Regions from separate parts of the Homo sapiens genome. Here region 2 is linked to region 1. The links are chromatin loops, found by intact Hi-C in ENCODE. Cell type or tissue: A673. All regions are shown on one strand.

Region 1 (4,000 bases):
AAAAATTAGCCGGGCGAGGTGCCGGGTGCCTGTAGTCCCAGCTACTCGGGAGGCTGAGGCAGCAGAATGGCATGAACCCGGGAGGCGGAGCTGGCAGTGAGCCAAGATCGCGCCACTGCACTCCAGCCTGGGCAACAGAGCGAGACTCCGTCTCAAAAAAAAAAAAAAGGAAAGAAACATAAACAAACAAAATAAACAAATATTCATGCTCTCATGGAGCTTAGATTCTGGCAAATAAATACATACATGGCATTTACATGTAAAGAAAGCTCATTTTTTTCCCCTAGTATACCACCCTGATTCTATACCTCAGTTTCATACAGGAATAACAATAGTTCCAAGATGCTATTAATTTTTCTAGCTTGGAAACTGATAAGATTTGTAAAGATGTTGTTCCCAATCAATCAGATAAACATAGAAAGAACAGTGAAATGAAAATGAGGTTGGTTTGAGACGTGCTGATTTTTATGGTGTCTTCCTCATGTCTACTGGTTCAATAAATAGCAACTGGAAACAGGGGAATGGGCTCAGCCCATGTGAGCGCTAGGGCTAGGAACAGCAATTGTGAATGCCACAGGGGGACACGCAACAACCCAGAAACACAGTAGAAAGAACCAACAGTGAGACAGCCCAGGACTGAACCTATATTTAAAGGGCTGAAGGGGAAAGAGAAAGGAATTAATATTATCTTGAAATTTAAAGAGAGTTTAAATGAAGGAGAAAATGTTCATTTATTTTGAAATTATTTCTTGGCCAGGTGCAGTGGCTCACACTTGTAATCCCAGCACTTTGGGAGGCCAAGGCGGGCAAATCACTTGAAGTCAGGAGCTCGAGACCAGCCTCGCCAGCATGGTGAAACCCTGTCTCTACTAAAAATACAAAAATTACCCAGGCATTGTGGTGGAGCACCCATAATCCCAGCTATTCAGGGAGGCTGAGGCAGGAGAATCGCTTGAACCCAGAAGGCAGAGGTTATAGTAAGATGAGATCGCGCCACTGCACTCCAGCCTGGGTGACCAAGCAAGATTCCGTCTCAAATAAAAATAAAATCAAATAAAAATAAAAATAAAATAAAATATAAAATAATTTCTAAATTTTTAAAAAATGGCACATGCACAGAGAAAATTAAAATAATGCTAAAAAGCTATTAATGAAAAACAGCAGTTCTCCCACTTCCAAGAGGCAGTTACTTTCAATGTTTTTGGTAGTTTTTCCTCAAAAAATATATACTTCCATACTAAAAAAAATTTTAAAGCTATATTTATCTGTTTTGAATATATTACTATTTGTCCATGTTATACAAAATCCAAAGGATAACTGTAGAAAGCATGTCTCCCTTCTAAGTGCCCTCCCCAGAGGCAACCAGTTAAGAATTTTTTACTGCATTCTTCCAGATAAAACATATACAAATATATATACATGTTATTTTGCTGTAGAAACGGCAGCATACTATATGCATTCTTCCGTACCTTGTTTTTTTCACGTTAATAAAAGATCTCAAAGATCACTTCACATCATTTGTTATAAAGAGCTTCCTTATTCTTTCTTAAGCTGCATTGCATTCCTTTGTATAGATGTGTCATAGTTTCAGGGGACCTCAGTTGATAAGACATTTGATTGTTTTCATTCATTTGCCATTTTAAGAAATGCTGTAAAATCTATAAAGACAGGAAGCAGTTTAGTGGCTGCCTGGGGCTGAGGCAACCACTAAACTGCTTCCTGTCTTTATAGATTTTATTACTATAAAATTGCAGTAAGTCTCACCAACTCAAAGAAAAGCAATTTACCTCCCTAAAATGAATATGTCTTTGTTAGAATGTGGGTGAAAATAATTTGGATCACTAAAAGAGGCTCACTATATCCTGTTTAATACACATTTATTTACAAATAAACATGTGTATATGAAAGTAAATTGTAGCCCTATCTGTCCTCTGATGGATTTATAAAACTCTAACTTGTAAAATTAAAGTATATCTACTTGTCATAAAAAATAAAGTAATTTATTAGGAAGATAGCATCTTAAAGTCTTAAATACATGTTTCAAGATAGAAAAAAAGACTTACCGTCCAAAATTTTATAAAGTACTCTAAAACTGTTGCAGCCACGAAAAGGCAATATAATAGGGAATACAATAAAAACAGCAGGAAGAATTTGTAATTAGAAAATCCCACACAGTTATTCACCCTGGAAAAATAAAGAAAGCCACATTATAAAAGTAAGACAAATCACAAATTCACAGAAATAGAAAGTAGGATGGAGGCTGCCAGGGGCTGGTGTGGTGTGGGGAAGGGGAGCTTTTTAATGCGAATAAAATTTCAGTTTTGCAGGATGAAAAAGTTCTGGAGATTAATTGCACAACAATTTGAACATACTTAACACTACTGAACTGTACCCTAAGAAATGGTTAACATGGTACATCTTATGGGAGTCTCATTCTGTTGCCCAGGCTGGAGTGCAGTGGCACAATCTCGGCTCACTGCAACCTCTGCCTCCCAGGTTCACGTGATTCTCCTGCCTCAGACTCCCAAGTAGCTGGGATTACAGGCGCCCAACACAACAGCCGGCTAATTTTTGTATTTTTAGTAGAGATGGGGTTTCACCATGTTGCCCAGGCTGGTCTTGAACTCCTGACCTCTTCGATGTTTTTTAAAACAATTAAAACATAATAATTAAAAAAAATAAATTGGGCCGAGTGCAGTGGCTCATGCCTGTAATCCTAGTACTTTGGGAGGCCAAGGCGGGTGGACTGCTTAAGCCCAGGAGTGCAAGACCAGCATGGGCAACATGGAGAGACCCCATCTCTATTAAAAATACAAAAAATCAGCCAGGCGTGGTGGTGCATGCCTGCAGTCCCAGCTACTTGAGAGACTGAGGTGGAAGAATCACCTGAGCCCAGAAGGTCAAGGCTGCAGTGAGACAAGATCATGCCACTGTACTACAGCCTGGGCAACCAGAGACCCTGTTTCAAAAATAAAATAAAACAAAACAAACACAAAGAAAGACAAATCAGAAAACTAGAAAACTTAATCATTATTACCTAGAAATGGGTCATCTGGGAAGTTGAGTGGTGTCTTAATTGTGAATGTTTGTATTTAATAAATTCCATAAGGAATGTGGAATTTTAATGTTAATTCTTAATACATTGTTATTTGGGTTAATTTCAGCAGATATTTTAATAGAAACCATTTAATATAACTGTTTACATACAAATCTATGCATATATGTAAAGAGATCAATCTTAATATCTATGAGTAAACTGGCCTTCAAAATTTAGGAATACTGAAGTTACTCTAAATTCTCTCTCTCACCACCAATGCAATTTCTTCTGTTTTTTTATACATACCAAGGACAGTGATGATCCATCTTAAGAATACATCTAGGAAACAAACAAGCATAAGAAAATCCATGCAGAAAAATTCTTCTAATTCTAACTTCTCATAATTTTCTTTTATTTGACTTAAAATTCCCTTTACAACTACATCTTAAGAGAATCAACCCAGAAACTAGGTTAGAGATAATTTCTGATGCTTCCACAAGAATGTTCATAGGTAAAAAGTCATGATTTTTATACTGGGAATTCAGCTGAACATATTCAGCTGCCTTAGACCACATCAAATAATACTGTAATATTTAGATCTGGGCTGGGCACAGTGGCTCATGCGTGTAATTAATTCCAGCACTTTGGGAGGTGGAGGCGATAGGATCATTTGAGGTCATGAGTTCGAGACCAGCCTGGCTGACATAGTGAGACCCTGTCCTGAAAAAAACAAAATTCAGATCTGGTACACAGTACTTGGTACATTAGATCCAGCTAACAAATTAGCTGAAGGAGATAAAATGCAATACAGATGGCCCCTATGTTATTTTAAACATATGCAGGTCATAAAAACAAAAGTTTAGGAGGAAATAAGTCAAAATATTAACACTGATGGGCTTGGAGATGGTTATTTTTCCACATATTCTATAAAATTTTACCCTATGCATAAGCACTACTGTATTT
Region 2 (4,000 bases), 200 kb before region 1:
AGGCACCCACCACTATGCCCAGCTAATTTTTATAGTTTTAGTAGAGACAGGCAGGGTTTCACCATGCTAGCCATGCTGGTCTCAAACTCCTGACCTCAGTTGATCCACCTACCTCGGCCTCCCAAAATGCTGGGATTACAGGGGTGAGCCACCCCACTCAGCCCTTTCTGTTGTTTAGACTAATTACTATTGTTCTGTCTTCAAGTTCATTGATTCTTTCTTCTGTTCCCTTCATTCTGTTGAGCCCATCCATTAAGTGTTTTTATTTTGGTTATTGTATTTTTAAGTTCTAAAATTTCCATTTGGTTCTTATGTGTCTGATTTCTTTGCTGAGATTTTCTCTTTTTCACCTGTTTCAAGAGTGTTTGTAATTGCTTATTGTAACATTTTTATGAAGGCTGCTTTAAAACCCTTGTGAGATAATTCCAACATCTGGGTTGGTGCCTCTTGTATTTTGTCATTCAAATGGACACTGTCCTGGTTCTTGTTATGATGATTTTTTATATTTTGGAGATTTTAGGTATAATGAGATCCTGGATCTTCTTTAAACCTTCAGTTTGAGCAGCCTCCTCTGAAACTACCCCTACAAAGGAAGCAGGGTGCTTCTTCACCTACAAAGGAGCACAGGTGTTTCTTCTCCTTCCCCGTCACCCCTTTTCAAATGTTACCACCCTTCATAGCATCAGATAGATTCCATCGCATGCACCTGCACACATCCAGAGGCGCATTCACAGAGCACTGCATGGAGCTACGTGCACCGATGGCTCGGGAGGCCCCCCTGCTGGTTTTGACTTATGATGTAGTTTTTGCCCTCGGGTGGAGGACACTTTGCAAAAGACACAGCCTCCATCCCTGCACACCCAGCCACCACCACAAGGCTGGGAGGGTGGGGAACAGGGGGTCCTCATTCTTTATTCATAGCCTCATGAACTTCAGGGAGCACAGGCAGCATTAACCCCAGGGGGGTTGCCCCTTCCTTCCTTCCTTCCTTCCTTCCTTCCTTCCTTCCTTCCTTCCTTCCTTCCTTCCTTCCTTCCACAAACATATTCAGAAAGTGTATTTCATGACTAGCACTGTGCCAGACACTGGAGATAATAAAGAAAAACAGCACTGGGCCTATAATTGGGAGTCTAGATATACGATATGGAAATGCAGCTGACAATGCAAGGAGCAAGAGGACTCGCACAGTGGTGCATGGCAGCTTGCTGTCATTTTCTGGGCACAGAAAGTGCGATGGAAGGGAATGAGAAGGGGAAAAAGGAAGGATGACAGGACGGAAGGAGGGAAAGAAGGAAGAGGAAAAAAGAAAGGACAGGAGAAAGGGAGGAAGTCTTCTGCCAAAAAATTAAAATCAAATTTTTGACATTCTTTTTGTTTGCCTTTTTTGAAACAAAATGACACTTGCCAGACACCAGCTTCCTGGCCCATGTCCTGGTCCTTGGTATCCAGATGACAGCAGTGTGATCCTGCTGTGAGTTCCTTCCGTGCCTTCTGATCTGAGTTCCTGAAAGCAGAGAGCCACTCAGGAACTGCTGTCTCTCAGGCCAGCTGGCTGGTGATGGGCTTTTGAAGACTCTGCTCTCTCTCCTGCTGGAAGAGCTCCCCAGGGGCCACCAGGAGCCAGGTGACCGCTCTCAGCCTCTGTGAGCTACTGGAGATCACCAGACCTTCCCACATCCCGGGCAGGTGCCAGGGCCTTTAAGGAGGCTTTCTGCTCTGCAGGGATGTTCTGTGGGCTCCAGTATTCTGGCGAGCATCAGCTTATTCTCGGCTTAGTCTTCTTGCTCTATAGCTCCTGCCTCTGTTTTGCTTCTTTTTGGTGATGCCCTGTTTCCACCTTATGAAGAGGGCCTGTAAAATCCAAGCTCTGCACAAACCCCCAGGGGTGGTTAGGGGCACTGGAGAAGGGCTGTGTGTCGACCACTTGGTTGGATTTTACATCCCTTGGACTTGAATACTTATAATTTAAATTTGAGTCTCTGTCAATGTAACTCTTACATATTTTCTTTTTTAAAATTCCTTTCCCCAAAGTCTAGGGTATATGTAAATATGTTCAGCATCATGAATCTGTTCTGAAATTTTCCTTTCTGCCAAGATTCTTACACAATTCATCTTCATAGATCAACAATAAATCCAAATTGGAGTTCCCTTTATTGCTTCCTCTTTTTGCTTTTCATTTTATAACTAATTCAATATTTATTTGGAAATATTGTGAAATATTTAAAATGTACACAAGGCATATAGAATAATTCAATGAACTACTGTGCATCCACCATCCAATGGAAAAAATAAAACATTATCAGTACATTGGAAGCCCTCTGGGTACCCAGTCCCAGGCTGCATATTGACCTCCCCACAGACAGATAAACACCACCATGAAATTAGGGTTTATAATCATCATACTTCATACCTTTAGTACATATGCTTGTATCTCTAGTATGCAGTGTATTAAGTGGTTCTTGCATTGATATAAAGAGATACGTGAGACTGGATAATTTATAAGAAAAGCAGGTTAATTGGCTCATGGTTCTGCAGGCTATACAGGAAGCACAGTGTCAACATCTGCTTCTGGGGAGGCCTCGGGAAGCTTACAATCATGGCAGCAGACAAAGGGGGAGCAAGAGTGGCAGGGGAGATGCCACACTTTTTAAACAACCAGATCTCATGAGAACTCACTCACTAGCCTGAGAACAGCATCAAACCATGAGGGATCTATCCCCATGACCAAAACACCTCCCAACAGGCCCCACCTCCAGCACTGGGGAGTACATTTCAACAAGAGATTTCAGTGGGGACAAATATCCAAACAATATCATTCAGCCCCTGCCCCCTCCCCCCACAAATCTCATGTCCTTCTTACATTGCAAAATATAATCAGGGCTTCTCAATTGTCCCCCAAAATCTTAACTCATTCCAGTATTAACTCAAAAGTCCCAAGTCCAAAGTCTCATCTAGAATGAGTTCCTTTCACCTACAAACCTATAAAATCAAAACAAGTTATTTACGTCCAAGATACAATGAGGGTACAGACATTGGGTAAATACTCCCAACCCAAAAGGGAGAAATCAGACAAAAGAAAGGAGCTACAGGCCCCATGCAGGTTCAGAACCTACCAGGGCAGTCACTAAGTCTTAAATCTTCAAAATAATCTCTTTTGACTACATGTCCCACATTCTGGGCACATGGTGTGCTGGGTGGTCTCCCAAGGCCTTGAGGAGCTTTGACCCTGTGGCTTTGCTGGGTTCAGGCCCTGAAGCTGCTCTCACAGCTTATTGAGTGCCTGCCACTTTTCCATGTGCAGGATGCAAGCTGCTGGTGTATCTACCATTCTGGGATCTGAAGGATGGTGACCCCCCTTCTCACAGCTCCACTAGGCAGTGTCCCAGTGGGGACTCTGTGTGGCGGCTCCAATCCCACAATTCCCCTCTGCACTGCCCTAGTAGAGTATCTCCATGAGGGCTCTGCCCCTGCAGTGGGCTTCTGCCTGAGCATTCAGGCTTTCCCATACACCCTCTGAAATCTAGGCAGAGGCTGCCAAGCCTCCTTTACTCTTGCAGTCTATGTCTGCAGGCTTAACATCACATGGAAGCTGCCAAGGCTTATGGCTTGCATTCTCCAAAGTGGCAGCCCAAGCTGTACCTGGGGTCCTCTGAGCTGAGACTGAAGCTGGGGTGGCCTGAATGTGAGAAGCAGTGTACTGAGGCTGCACAGAGCAGAGGGACCCTGGACCTGGCCCACAAAGCCATTCAGTCCTCCTGGGCCTCTGGGCCTGTGATGGGGGGAGCTGCCTCAGAGACTTCTGAAAAGCCCTAGAGGCCTTTTTCCTATTGTCTTGGATATTAGCACTTGGATCTCTTTTAGTTATGCAAATGTCTCTAGCAAGTGGTTTCTCCACAGCCTGCTTGAGTTCCTCCCCTGAAAAGAGACTTTTCTTTTGTACCATACATTCAGGTGGCAAATTTTCCAAATTTTTATTCTTTGTTTCCCTAAGTTCCAACTT

The links. A loop is a pair of places that touch in the nucleus more often than their neighbours do. Peaks named below come from ENCODE experiments on the same cell type or tissue, not always from the same donor. Only the 100,000 strongest peaks of a DNase experiment are listed, where the experiment ranks them.
Region 2: it touches region 1 in a loop (15-fold over the local background); 1 of 110 quality-filtered maps calls a loop at or near these places.

Annotation. Positions count from the first base shown.
Region 1 is chr13:21,398,310-21,402,309 of GRCh38, forward strand. It overlaps ZDHHC20 (zDHHC palmitoyltransferase 20), which reads right to left. Exons shown (of 13, transcript NM_001330059.2): 6 at 3,344-3,376; 7 at 2,064-2,184. Among named protein-coding and RNA genes, the nearest start is that of LINC00539, 55 kb to the left of the region's middle. In A673, no CTCF peak of the experiment used is centred here; a DNase peak (open chromatin) is centred at 1,652; H3K4me3 peaks cover 402 bases; H3K27ac peaks cover 1,531 bases.
Region 2 is chr13:21,197,034-21,201,033 of GRCh38, forward strand. No RefSeq gene overlaps it. Among named protein-coding and RNA genes, the nearest start is that of MRPL57, 22 kb to the left of the region's middle. In A673, no CTCF peak of the experiment used is centred here; DNase peaks (open chromatin) are centred at 808, 1,028 and 1,568; H3K4me3 peaks cover 680 bases; H3K27ac peaks cover 4,000 bases.